2 separate regions of the Homo sapiens genome follow, and region 1 is linked to region 2. The links are chromatin contacts, found by Hi-C in ENCODE. All regions are on one chromosome and are shown on one strand. The core of a region is the stretch at or near the end of the contact, and the rest is flanking DNA. Distances in the headings are between cores, read along the strand shown.

The links. A loop is a pair of places that touch in the nucleus more often than their neighbours do. Pooled maps may share reads with other maps.
Region 1: a map with no recorded cell type shows a loop between it and region 2 (11-fold over the local background). The contact joins two enhancer-like sites. A Hi-C loop is called at or near these places in 3 of 37 single-sample maps with no recorded cell type and 2 of 50 pooled maps.

What each region holds. Positions count from the first base shown.
Region 1 is chr3:187,010,785-187,016,380 of GRCh38, forward strand. The region is part of intron 2 of ST6GAL1 (ST6 beta-galactoside alpha-2,6-sialyltransferase 1); the gene reads left to right. Among named protein-coding and RNA genes, the nearest start is that of ST6GAL1, 83 kb to the left of the region's middle. RefSeq lists enhancers at 1,958-2,077, 5,049-5,098, 5,129-5,258. Within about 2 kb of position 2,132, at least 18 of the 41 ENCODE cell types and tissues checked have a DNase peak (open chromatin) inside an H3K27ac peak, as active enhancers do.
Region 2 is chr3:179,958,876-179,964,845 of GRCh38, forward strand. The region is part of intron 2 of PEX5L (peroxisomal biogenesis factor 5 like); the gene reads right to left. The region is part of intron 1 of LOC124909463 (a long non-coding RNA gene); the gene reads left to right. Among named protein-coding and RNA genes, the nearest start is that of PEX5L-AS2, 64 kb to the left of the region's middle. RefSeq lists a silencer at 3,039-3,088. Within about 2 kb of position 2,721, at least 2 of the 41 ENCODE cell types and tissues checked have a DNase peak (open chromatin) inside an H3K27ac peak, as active enhancers do.

The DNA.
Region 1 (5,596 bases), core at 882-3,381, 7.1 Mb after region 2:
AAGCCCCGCGTCTATCACCTTGTAATAGTCTTAAAGCCCCTGCACCTGGAACTGTTTACTTTCCTGTAACCATTCATCCTTTTAACTTTTTTACCTATTTTATTTCTGTAAAATTGTTTTAACTAGACCCCCCTCCCCTTTCTAAACCAAAGTATAAAAGAAAATCTAGCCCCTTCTTCGGGGCCGAGAGAACTTTGAGCGTTAGCTGTCTCTTGGCCGCCGGCTAAATAAACAGACTCTTAATTCGTCTCAAAGTGTGGCGTTTTCTCTAACTTGGTCAAGTACAACAGTGTGACCTCTGCTTCCCAGGTTCAAGTGATTCGCTTGCCTCAGCCTCCTGAGTAGCTGGGATTACAGGCATATGCCACCATGCCCGGCAAATTTTTGTATTTTTAGTAGGGATAGGGTTTCACCATGTTGGCCAGGCCGGTCTCGAACTACTGACCTCAAGTGATCCGCCCACTTCGGCCTCCCAAAGTGCTGGGATTACAGGCGTGAGCCACCGTGCCCGGAGAAAAAGGATTTATTTTCTCTTCCTCGTTCTTCACTTTGAAGATGAGAGGCAAACACAGACAGATCCCAGATTCAAATCCTGGCTCTACAACTTACTAGTTACTGATTTTGTACCTTTATTTTTCTGACCCTCAGATTTTTTACTGAAGAAATCAGTGCAATCATGAACTGTGAAGTAATAGACATTTATAGAGAAAATGCCTGGGGTGCAATGGTCATTCTGAAAATGGTAGCTTTTGTTGTCCTTGGGAAGCTGAGGCTCAGGATGTGAAACAACCTCCTGCTCTTTTTCAGAGGCGGCAAGGAGCTCAGAGCTGGGTTCCTTCACACAGGGAAGGCCCCTTGCAGGAACTGCTGCTGGTATCTGCGTCATTAATTCTTTACCTTTTATTCTTCCAGGCTCCTGTAACCATTTATCCTTTTAACTTTTTTACCTATTTTATTTCTGTAAAATTTTATTTCTGTATCTTCCATGCCCTGCTGGGCATGAAGGCAGCTATCACAGGCCAGGAAATTCATGTTAGGGAATTGGGTCATCTTAGGGAACTAATTCAAATTGCTAATGGTATTTATTTGATTCAGTGGAAATGCACCTTGCAGTACTTGATTCGGAGGACTGGGTTGAATTTCGGGAGGGTTTGTTTGACATTGTCTCATCTTACTCTCTGGAGCAGGATTCAGACCTGGAACGCTCTCTTTCCAGGGCAACCTAGCCAAGCTATGGTCTCTGCCTCAATTTATTGCCCTTTCCCCAGGACTCACATCTTCCTCCCCACTCACTGTTTGCCCAGGCTCCGGTCATCTATGTTAGTCGTGCTCTTGCTACACATCTGCCACCTCTTTCAGAAGGTTGAGAGCAGCCAAAACAGAAACGGGAACTGTGGCTCTCAATAAACTGTCTGCTCGCAGACCAAGAGAGAAGCGGGAGTGCTTTGTCTGTATTTACTGCATTTTTTTTCATTTTTTTTTTCTTTTTTTGAGACAGGGTCCTGCTCTGTCTCCCAGGCTGGAGTGCAGTGGCACGATCTCGGCTCACTGCAAGCTCCGCCCCCCAGGTTCAAGTGATTCTCCTGCCTCAGCCTCCTGAGTAGCTGGGATAACAGGCGTGCGCCACCATACCCAGCTCATTTTTATATTTCCAGTACAGACGGGGTTTCAATATTGGTCAGGCTGGTCTTGAACTCCTGACCTTGTGATCCATCCACCTCAGCCTCCCAAAGTGCTGGGATTACAGGCAAGAGCCACCTCGCCCAGCTGCACTTTTTAAGGTTATTTGAACACCAAGCAATTAGTGCTTCTGGGCCCAGGCTAACAGATGAGGCCAGAAAACCCCACCACACTCTCTCAGTCCTGAGCAAGGGTGCTGCTGATCGGGCACAGAGCCATTTCTCCTGAAATCAAGACTGGGTGCCAGGCCGTAGGGCTGCCAGCCTGCCTGTGATTTCTCTCTGGGACCATCTCAGTGATTTCCTGTTTTCTTCCCCTGAGCACATTCAGTGCAAGAGGTCTAAGCATGAGGGTGGGAGGTGCGGTGAGTTTGGCCTGTTTTCCAAATGGAGGGGAAATCCAGGGAAGTCAGCAGGCTTCACTGTGAGTCGTCGGGTCTACCAGCGTTTCCTATGTCAGGCCGTGAGCACCTGCTCTGTGGAAATGAAAGCAAATCTTCTCCACCAGGCAGGGGCTGCAGAGGGCTGGCAGGGGTGAGGTGGAAGGGCTCAGGGAGAATTTAACAATGTTGTGTTTTCATCTTGATGATCACACAAAAATGATTCTGTACCAGTCACGAAGACTTCAATTCATAATGGAGGAGACCTTTAGCGTCTTAAGTGTTTCTTGAACACTGTTTCTTTTTCCTCTTTAAAATGGGAGCTGACTTAATCTGTAAGCCTTATTTCTTATGGCTCTATAGAAGTGATGAAATAACAGCACTGTCTGGAGAGACTTAAAATAACAAACATTTCCTCTGCACAGTTTAAAGCCTTCTCCCATCTATTACTTCCCCTGTGCTTTCCCATAACTCTGTGAAATAGGGACTATTAAGCCCTTTTTTCACATGAGGAAACAGAGACTCAGAGAAGATAAGTGACTTTTCTGAGGACACACAGTGATTTGGTTGGAGAGCTGGAGGACCTCACATCTGTGCCCTGGTTTCAGGCTTTTTCTATTAGTTCAGTCTTCACAGTGACACACCCTTGACCCTGCCTCCCACGAGGGTCCCACGTTCCTATTCTCTTTGCTGTGGAGCAGTGTTTGAAATAGCTAACACTAAAAGTGGCAACTATTGTTTTGTTTTGTTTTTGTTTTTGAGACAGGGTCACCCTCTGTCACCCAGGCTGGAGTGCAGTGATGCAATCTCAGCTCACTGCGACTTCCACCTCCTGGGTTCAAGCTATTCTCGTGCCTCAGCCTCCTGAGTAGCTGGGATTACAGATGTGCGCCACCACGCCTGACTAATTTTTGTATTTTTAGTAGAGACGGGGTTTGACCATGTTGGCCAGGCTGGTCTCTGACTCCCGACCTCAGGTGATCCTCCCACCTTGGCCTCCCAACGTGCTGGGATTACAGGCATGAGCCACCGCACCCGGCCGCAAATACTGGTTTTGTTGAGATGAACATCAAGGTCTCGTGTTTAGCCAAAGATAAATACTGATTCATGACACTCCGGAAAATTTCATCTCATCCTTGAAAATGAAGACTTTTCACACCCAACAGCGGTCAAGCCGGGCCTCAGCCTTCTGACCCTCCTCCCCTGCTTCCTGGCAGGTACAGGTTTGCCAGCTCTCATTTATTAAGCACCTGGCATGTGCCAGGCACTGCACAATCCTTACTTCTAACCCTCACTGCAGTCCTGTGAAGTAGGTGCTTTTGCACACATTTTACAGATGAGGAAACTGAGACCCCGACTGTCATGTAATTTGCCTAAAATTGCATGCTGATTAATAATAAAGCCGGGATCCAAATCTAGATTTGTCTGACTCCAAGTCTTGGTGCAAATGAAATTCAGCACCATTCCTCCAAACTGAGCCTTGTCTGAGGGTCTTTTGCCTTCTCAGTCTTGGTCTTTGGTCCCCTTTAGTTTTTTCTGGGCCCACCGTTTTGAGCTCCCAGTTACCAGCCTCTTGATTGAATTGATTGACCTGGATGGATGTGGTCAAAACAGGCAACTTCACAGCTCTGCCTTTCCCAGGCCAGCACTGGGGTGAGGTGTGGGGAGGGCAGGCAGCCCAGGGGCAGCTCTGTTCCTTCTTTGGGCCTGCTTCTTACATCTCCATCCTCCTAAGTCCACATTCTGTGCTTGGTCAGCATGCAGGAGTTGGGACTGTTTTGAGGACTTGCTTATGGGTTGTGGGGAGGGAAGGGCACTGGCATGATTGCAATACATTCCTGGGCAAGACATCTGGCCTCTCCCATTTGCGGTTCCTTCATCTATAAAATGTTAACACAGTGTGTCAAAATGTTGATGTTCTCGAGTGACTTTTCCTGAGATCTTTGCCAATTCTCAAATCAACATCCTTATGGTCATTGTTGCCAGGATCTCATTTATTGTGTACAGTAGCCTAAGAGGAGGCATTTTGTTCTTGCTTGACACATGACAAAATCACACACATGCCACCAGAGCACATAATTCCCCCTTACACCGTAAATACAATCAAGCACACCTGAAAATCTAAGTGATTTCTTCCTTATTGATTCCACGAATAAAAGGCAGTAGGGATTTCTAAATTTGTTAAAGGAAATTCATCACTGAGTGTAAATTCTCCCTAACATGGACTAGCAATTTTGTTTCTCTGGGAGCCATAATTCACAAGCCAACAGGTATTTCTGTCACTTCCTAATACATGGAGGGTACAGCATCCCCTGCACACTGGGTTCCAGCCTGAGTGTGAACTCTCTTGCGTACGAAGGGACTGGCCCCTGTGTGCTTCTTACTGCACGCACTTCATAATTACTCCTTAGCAGACTTAGGCTGTTTCATGTCTAGGACCTTCGGAGTTATTCTCAAAAGTAAAAATCCCAAATGTTGATTCTGTAAATACCAAGGGTCAACTATAATATTAGCAATGATCCAGGGCTGCTGGAGGATTCAATGAGATAAAATGCTAAGTGTCCAGCATCCTAAGTGTGCTCTGGGCTTGGGACCTTGCACATTCACTGAAAATCACTGAAATTCCAGGGTTAGGTGGGCATGGCTTTGGCTGAAAGAGTCACAGGTCAAACAAGATGATCATCTTAGTACAGGCATTAAGAGTGCAGTCTTTCCTGGGTGCAGCAGCTCACGCCTGTAATCCCAGCACTTTGGGAGGCCGAGGTGGGTGGACTGGTTGAGCCCAGGGGGTTCAAGACCAGCCTGGGCAATGTGATGAAACCTGTTTCTACAAAAAATTACAAAAATTAGATGGGTGTCGTGGTGTGTGCCTGGAGTCCCAGCTACTTGGGAGGCTGAGGTGGGAGGATTGGTGGAGGCTGGGAGGTCGAGGCTGCAGTGAGCTGTGATTGAGCCACTGCATTCCAGCCTGGGTGACACAGTGACAACTTGTCTCAGGAAAAAAAAATAAAAATAAATAAAAGAGTACAGTCTTGGATTCAGACAGTTCTGGGTTCAAACCTTGGCCCTGCCATTTACTAGCAGAAGTCCTTTAACTTCTTTGAGATTCAGGTTTCTTATCTGTGAGATGGAAAGGATAACACGGTACCGGCTTTGGAGGACTGTGGTGAGATTGAATGAGCTGTCGGATGTCCAGACCTGGCACAGTGCCTGGCACGTGGGAACCCCCTAGGAGGCAATCACAGTCACTTTTCATCCTTCCTTTCTTTCTGTACAGAGCCGCAGACCCAGCAGGTGCTTCATGCTTGTTGATGATTTCAGTTCCTGTCTAAAACCATTTTCTTGTTTACAAAATAACCATCTTCCACCCCAACACACACCACAAGCCCCCGCGGTGGATGCCAGCCAGACATTCTATTCATCAAGCGCCACTTGCCTATCCTGTGCTTGGCAGTGCTAAAAAGGAGACAGAGAAGGGATATAATCTTATTTTTCTGACTGGAAAAATAAGTTTCCCACACGCAGCACCTGGAGAAG
Region 2 (5,970 bases), core at 1,471-3,970:
CAGTGTGTACAGGATTCTTCTGCAGGGCTTGTTAAAACAGATTCCTGAGGCTGAGGCAGGAGAATGGCGTGAACCCTAGAGGCGGAGCTTACAGTGAGCCGAGATCGCGCTGCTGCATTCCAGCCTGGACGACAGAGCGAGACTCCATCTCAAAAAACAAAACAAAACAAACAAAAACAAAACCGAAAAAAAAAAAATAAAAAAAACCAGATTCCTGGGCCCCACCTCCAGAGTCTGAAGCTCAGAGTATAAATTTCTAGCAAGCGCCAGGTGATGCTGATGCTGTGGTCCATGAACCAACCACTCTTTGAGTAGACAGGTTCTAAAAAACATCTTTGGTAATTGTTCCCAAAGCCCACGTCTCCTCCTGGGAACACGTGGAGCACTGGAAAACCTTGTAACTTTTTCTGGACTATGATTAGGGAAGGAGGAAATAACGCACATCTTAGTTCTTAGAGTTCTGAGGCTCCCAAATGCTCCTGGGAGCCCTTGGTTCCAACTACTGCAGCACGGGCACTGTAACTGTCTGTTGACTGTAAGTCCAACCATACCGGCTTCTTAAAGGCCGTGACTATGGTTATGTTATCTCTGTGTTCCAGCACCTAGCAAACACCTACCAAAAAATTAGGCTGTAAATAAGTTTGTGTAAAATAAGTAAAATAGATTAAATCATTTCCATCAAAATAATGTATTTTTTCTTTTTTTTGAGATGGGAAATAATGTATTTTTTTCAAAAGCAGCATTCTATCTTCCTCCTGAAGTTATTTCATAATAAAGAAAATGAAAAATTATATTTTTTCATATAGCTTCTCTCAGGATCAGTATCAAAAAAATATGATTCCCTATTTAGTTCTCTCACCCCGAACACTGAGGCTAAATGTCACCAGCATTCCCTGACCTGGCTCTGCTGTTTCTCCACTGTTCCTTCTCACTCACCACATGGGAAGAACCACTGTGGCAGCAGAGCAGAATAAGGACAAATTATTTTTTAGAACTATAGCAGGTATTACTGTACTCAGTGTAACTATGTGTTTTCCTCCAAAACTATGCCTAGAATATATATAGCAAAATTGTTTACATAATAAATTTCTCCAAGTAATAGAGTCTCAGATTTTTCTGTTTCTCCATTTTCTGCCTCTTCTTTTCAAGAGCAGGCTTTATGTTTTGCTTATTTTTTTTCTCATTTCTCCCTTATATTTGTAAAGCTGAAGAAGTCTGTCCATCTACAGAACCTAGGGGGACTTGCTCTTTCCCTCTTTGTTCTCTTACCATTTGGATTCTCCAAGGGGCCAGCCTTGGTCAGAACTATGAGGAGGTCTCCTTCCTTGCAATCTATATCCTCTACTTCTAGCAGATATGCCAAAATATTTGTGATATATGTTATATTCTTACACATAGGCAGAAGGAAGAGCAAGAGCAAAGTGTGAAGGGAGGAAGAACATCAAACACTCGATGCTTCAAGGTGTTCAGTATGAATGGGGCATGAAGTTGAGGGGGCATTAGATAAGCACAATGAGGTAGTTAGGGGCTGGATGACAATGGACAGCCTGCAAGCCCAGTGGAGGAGTTTGCATTTTATTTGGGAGACAGTGGGAAACATTAGTTCTCACTATGTATTGGGTGCTCACCAGTAAGCTAAGCAGTGTTGGGGTCCATGGGGTATTGCTACTGTTGTTCATAAAAGTCCTGATCCAAGGGTATGATTTTAACTCAAGTTCCTTGGAGTCTGGATGCAAAATTAAAATGGCTCATTCATCTAGACAAAAACAAGTTGCTTCCTTTTTTAAAAAATGCAAAGTTTACAAGGTTTTACATTTTTAGCTTAAAAATTTAACAATATCTAACCTGTTTATGAGCTCAATATGTTTTATCTTGTAGTAAATGATTTGATTAATGAAATCCATCAACTTATGCAACATAGCTCATTTTTTTCAGGGACTACTCCAATAGTTCATAAAATTTCATGTGTCAATTTTGGGGACACATTTAAAGTTTAAAGAGAGAAGCTGAGAATGCAGGGAAGTGATAACTGAACAACCCTTGACTGGAAGAAAACAACTTCTATGCTTAGTGTTTTTCTACAACAAAATTAGTTAATTATTCACAAATTATACAAATGAGATAATTTTGTTAGAAAACAAAGTGATGAATGAATGTTTTTTCTATTCAGAACATCCAGCACAAAGCCTGGATGGTACATTCTCTCACCATTTCCATTTCTTTAATAAGTTACTTATTCATATATTTCAAGAATGAGATCATTTGGCCAAAAAATACGATGAGGAATAAATAACAATTGTATTGAATGATCACTTGTGTATGTGTATGTGTGTGTGTGTGTGTGTGTGTGTGTGTTTCCTAGATCACAAGACAGGAAGGAAGTGGTACCCATTTCAACTGGGGGTAAACCATGTGAAAAATTAAACCAAAAATGGAAATGACAGAATTCTAGAGTTGTTTTGGAGAAAAGGAAGAAAGCAATGGAGCATAAAAAAAAAAACAGGTTTGCAAGAACTGCATTTCTGTCAAACCTTATATATGCAGTGTCAGAATAAGAGACACGTTCCAGAGGCAGGGATCAGAGAGTGGTGCTGAGCAGAGAAGAAAAGACATGCACTGTAAAGTCTGGATGGAGAGAAGTAAAAGCGCAACCACAGAATGACAAGGTCGGGGCAATGGCAGAGCGTGGGCATCTCAGTCCAAAGTCGAAGAGAAAAAGGGAACTTTACTCTGTAAACTCTCCCTGTTGTTTAAATATGAAAATAAGAAAAATATTTTGTATGGTCTTCCTGATCCTTTGTCATTTTTATTATAAGTGATAAAATTGAATTTATAACATAAATCATTGAGGGACAAATATTTCCACTCACAACTGGTTTTCAAAGCCCTTCTGACAATAGACGCTGATTCAATCAGTAATCACCGAGTTCACCTGCATGGTTCATTAGACAAAAGCACTGGCAGCTGACTTCAAAACGGATGGGCCTGAAAGCTGAACTGTCGATACGGTTCACAATCACCATGGCCAGTTGAGGGGGAGATGATAAACTGAACCAGGTGGAGAGGCCCTGAGAGATGAGCTGTAGAAAAACCATCTGTGTCAACAGGGAGGAAACACTTTGTTAATCCCAGAGTAGTTTAGGAGATTTCAAAGTTTACTTTAAAAATCTTTAATATCTATACCCTGATGGATACTGGGAAGATGTCACAAAGTTTGTGAGAACCATTTTATGAAGAGTTAGGAGGTATCTAATATAAACATCTTTTTATAAAAATCTATCAGACAAATAGACTTTTAGCTGTGCACTTGAAATACACACTTTTCTCAAATGACTATTCTGGTTTGATTACTATGCTTATCTTACCAACATGGGACATTTGGAAGAAAGGAGAGGAAGTATCATAATTTAGAAAGGCAGTTACAGGAGTGGCTGAATGAACTCAAGACTAGAGGCTGCAGATCCCAAGTTCAAATATTGCCTGTGATGTGAAGTAACCTGGTGAACCCAGTCAAGTTACCTTTTTACTCCAAGACTTGCTTAACTTATTTTGATTATAACAAGTAATATGATTAAGCTTCTTAGAACAATATCTTTTCATCAAAGTTTATCTATACACCTAAGTTGTTCCTTAAGTGCTATCACCATAATCATACACACTCCTTCCCCTATTAAGGTGACTAGAAATGGGTTCCATGGGATGGAATTTTTAATTTTTTAATCCACTGGATTAGATTATCTTCTGAAATTCCTTCCAGATCTAATATTTACAGTTCTTATTTTGATCAGATGAACCTACTTAAAAATCAACAGCAAAAATAAATAAGTACGGCAACACTCCTTCCACAATAAAAGGCTGAATAGGTTTCTTTTCAATTTCTCTACCAAATGGCTGAGTCTAATTTTAAGTACTACTGTCTCTGACTGTTACTTTCATATATAACATCATTTTTACACTCAACCTGTCAGCTCATGTCATTTCAATTATGCATTTGTTTTCTCACTGACTAAACATTGTGCCAGCACTTCTCCCTATTAGATTAAAAAGAAAGAAAACATGGGCTATTTGAAAATGACTTAACAGCAATACATTTTTCCAGCTTGAAAGTCTAGTATTTTTCTTTTATGCTGCATGTAATGAACATAGGCTGAATATTAATATCTTAAAGTAAAGATACCTGATAGCATTTCAGATATTTGTTGAACTTGAGATGGTGACTCATGATGTCTCTCTTGGTGATTACAGTTTTTAACTGAGCCCTGTGAGTTAGTTGCATTACTGCTTGGAAAACTGGGGAAGATGGACTGGTAGAGGAGAGCTAGGTGTGTGCTTGTTACTCAACAATGCTAGAACCTTGTTTACTCACAGAGATGGCTAGGCTGGCAAGAGCAGAAGACAGTAAACACAGTCCTGCATAGGTAGAAACATCAGCAATGCCTCCTGCTCATAAATAACTGCCCTACTCATTTTATCAAATGGGGATTTTTTACATTTTAAATTGGCCAGTTTTCTTTGGAAGTACTTCAATTTCCCAAGGAACATAAGGCCAGCGTCAATGATAACTTAATGTCCATTAATTTAATCAGATCAACAACTAGGTTAGGTTAATTTTCAATGGGGAAAGTGTAAAATGGGAGAGAAACAGAGGAGAGCACATAGGACTCTTCCTGGATCTTAGAGACTCATGAATATAGCAAGTCATAAACTGGACCCCATGGGTTGTATACACAGACTATTTTGTCTGATTATATACTGTTTAAAATTTTAAAAAAGATTATAAACATGTAAAAAAGCAGAGATTAATGCCTTTTTTGAAAAATTCCTATGTGTGGTGACACTGAGCCCATTTCCAACAAGGTGGCAATCCGCTGAAGCTGATACGTGCTGCCACCTCTACTGGGGCCAGCTCCCACCAAGTAGCCACTGACTCCCTCACTCCCTATGTTTCTTATGCACAGTCTACTAACCTCATTTCTGGACCTGGATGATTGGAAAAGGCATTTGCATCCATGACCCCAGACTAGACTTTATTGTTTAAAATAATTATAATTCAATGTCCCCAAATTCCAAGGACATCTTTTTTTTTTAACTCTTAATTTAGGTTCAGGGGTACATGTACAGGTTTGTTATATGGGTAAATTGCATGTCACGGGGATATGCTGTGCAGATTATTTCATTATCCATTAATTCATTATTTCATTATTCCTGTGAATAAACTTAATAATCAGGTAATAAACATATTACCTGATAGGCAGTTTTTTGGTCCTCACCCTTCTCCCACCCTCCACCTTCAAGCAGGCCCTGGCGTCTGTTGTTCCCATCTTAATGTCCATATGTAATTGATGTTTAGCTCCCACTTGTAAATGAGAACACGTGGTATTTCCTTTTCTGTTTCCTGGTTAGTTTGCTTAGGAAAATAACCTCCAGTTCCATCCACGTTGCTGCAAAGGACATGATCTTGTAAAAACCCGGGAAGATAACCTAGGAAATACTATTCTGGACATAGGATTGGGCAAAGAATTCATGACGAAGATGCCAAAAGCGATTGCAACAAAAACAAAAGTTGACAAATGGGACCTAATTAAACTAAAGAGCTTCTGCACAGCAAAAGAAACTGTCAACAGATTAAGCAGACAAGCCATAGAATGCAAGAAGATGCTTGCAAACTATGCATCTCACGAAGGTCTAATACCCAGAATCTTTAAGGCACTTAAACAAATTCACAAGCAAAAACCAAACTACTCCATTAAAAAGTGGGAAAAGGACATGAATAGACACTTTTTAAAAGAAGACATACACACAGTCAACAAGCATATGAAAAAATGCTCAACATCACTAATCACTAGAGAAATGCATACCCAAACCACAATGAGATAACAAGGGGATCTTACAGCTATTTAGTCTAACTATCTACCAACTACCACCATGCTTTCACCTCAGTACCTGCCATTTATAAAGCACTTACCGCAC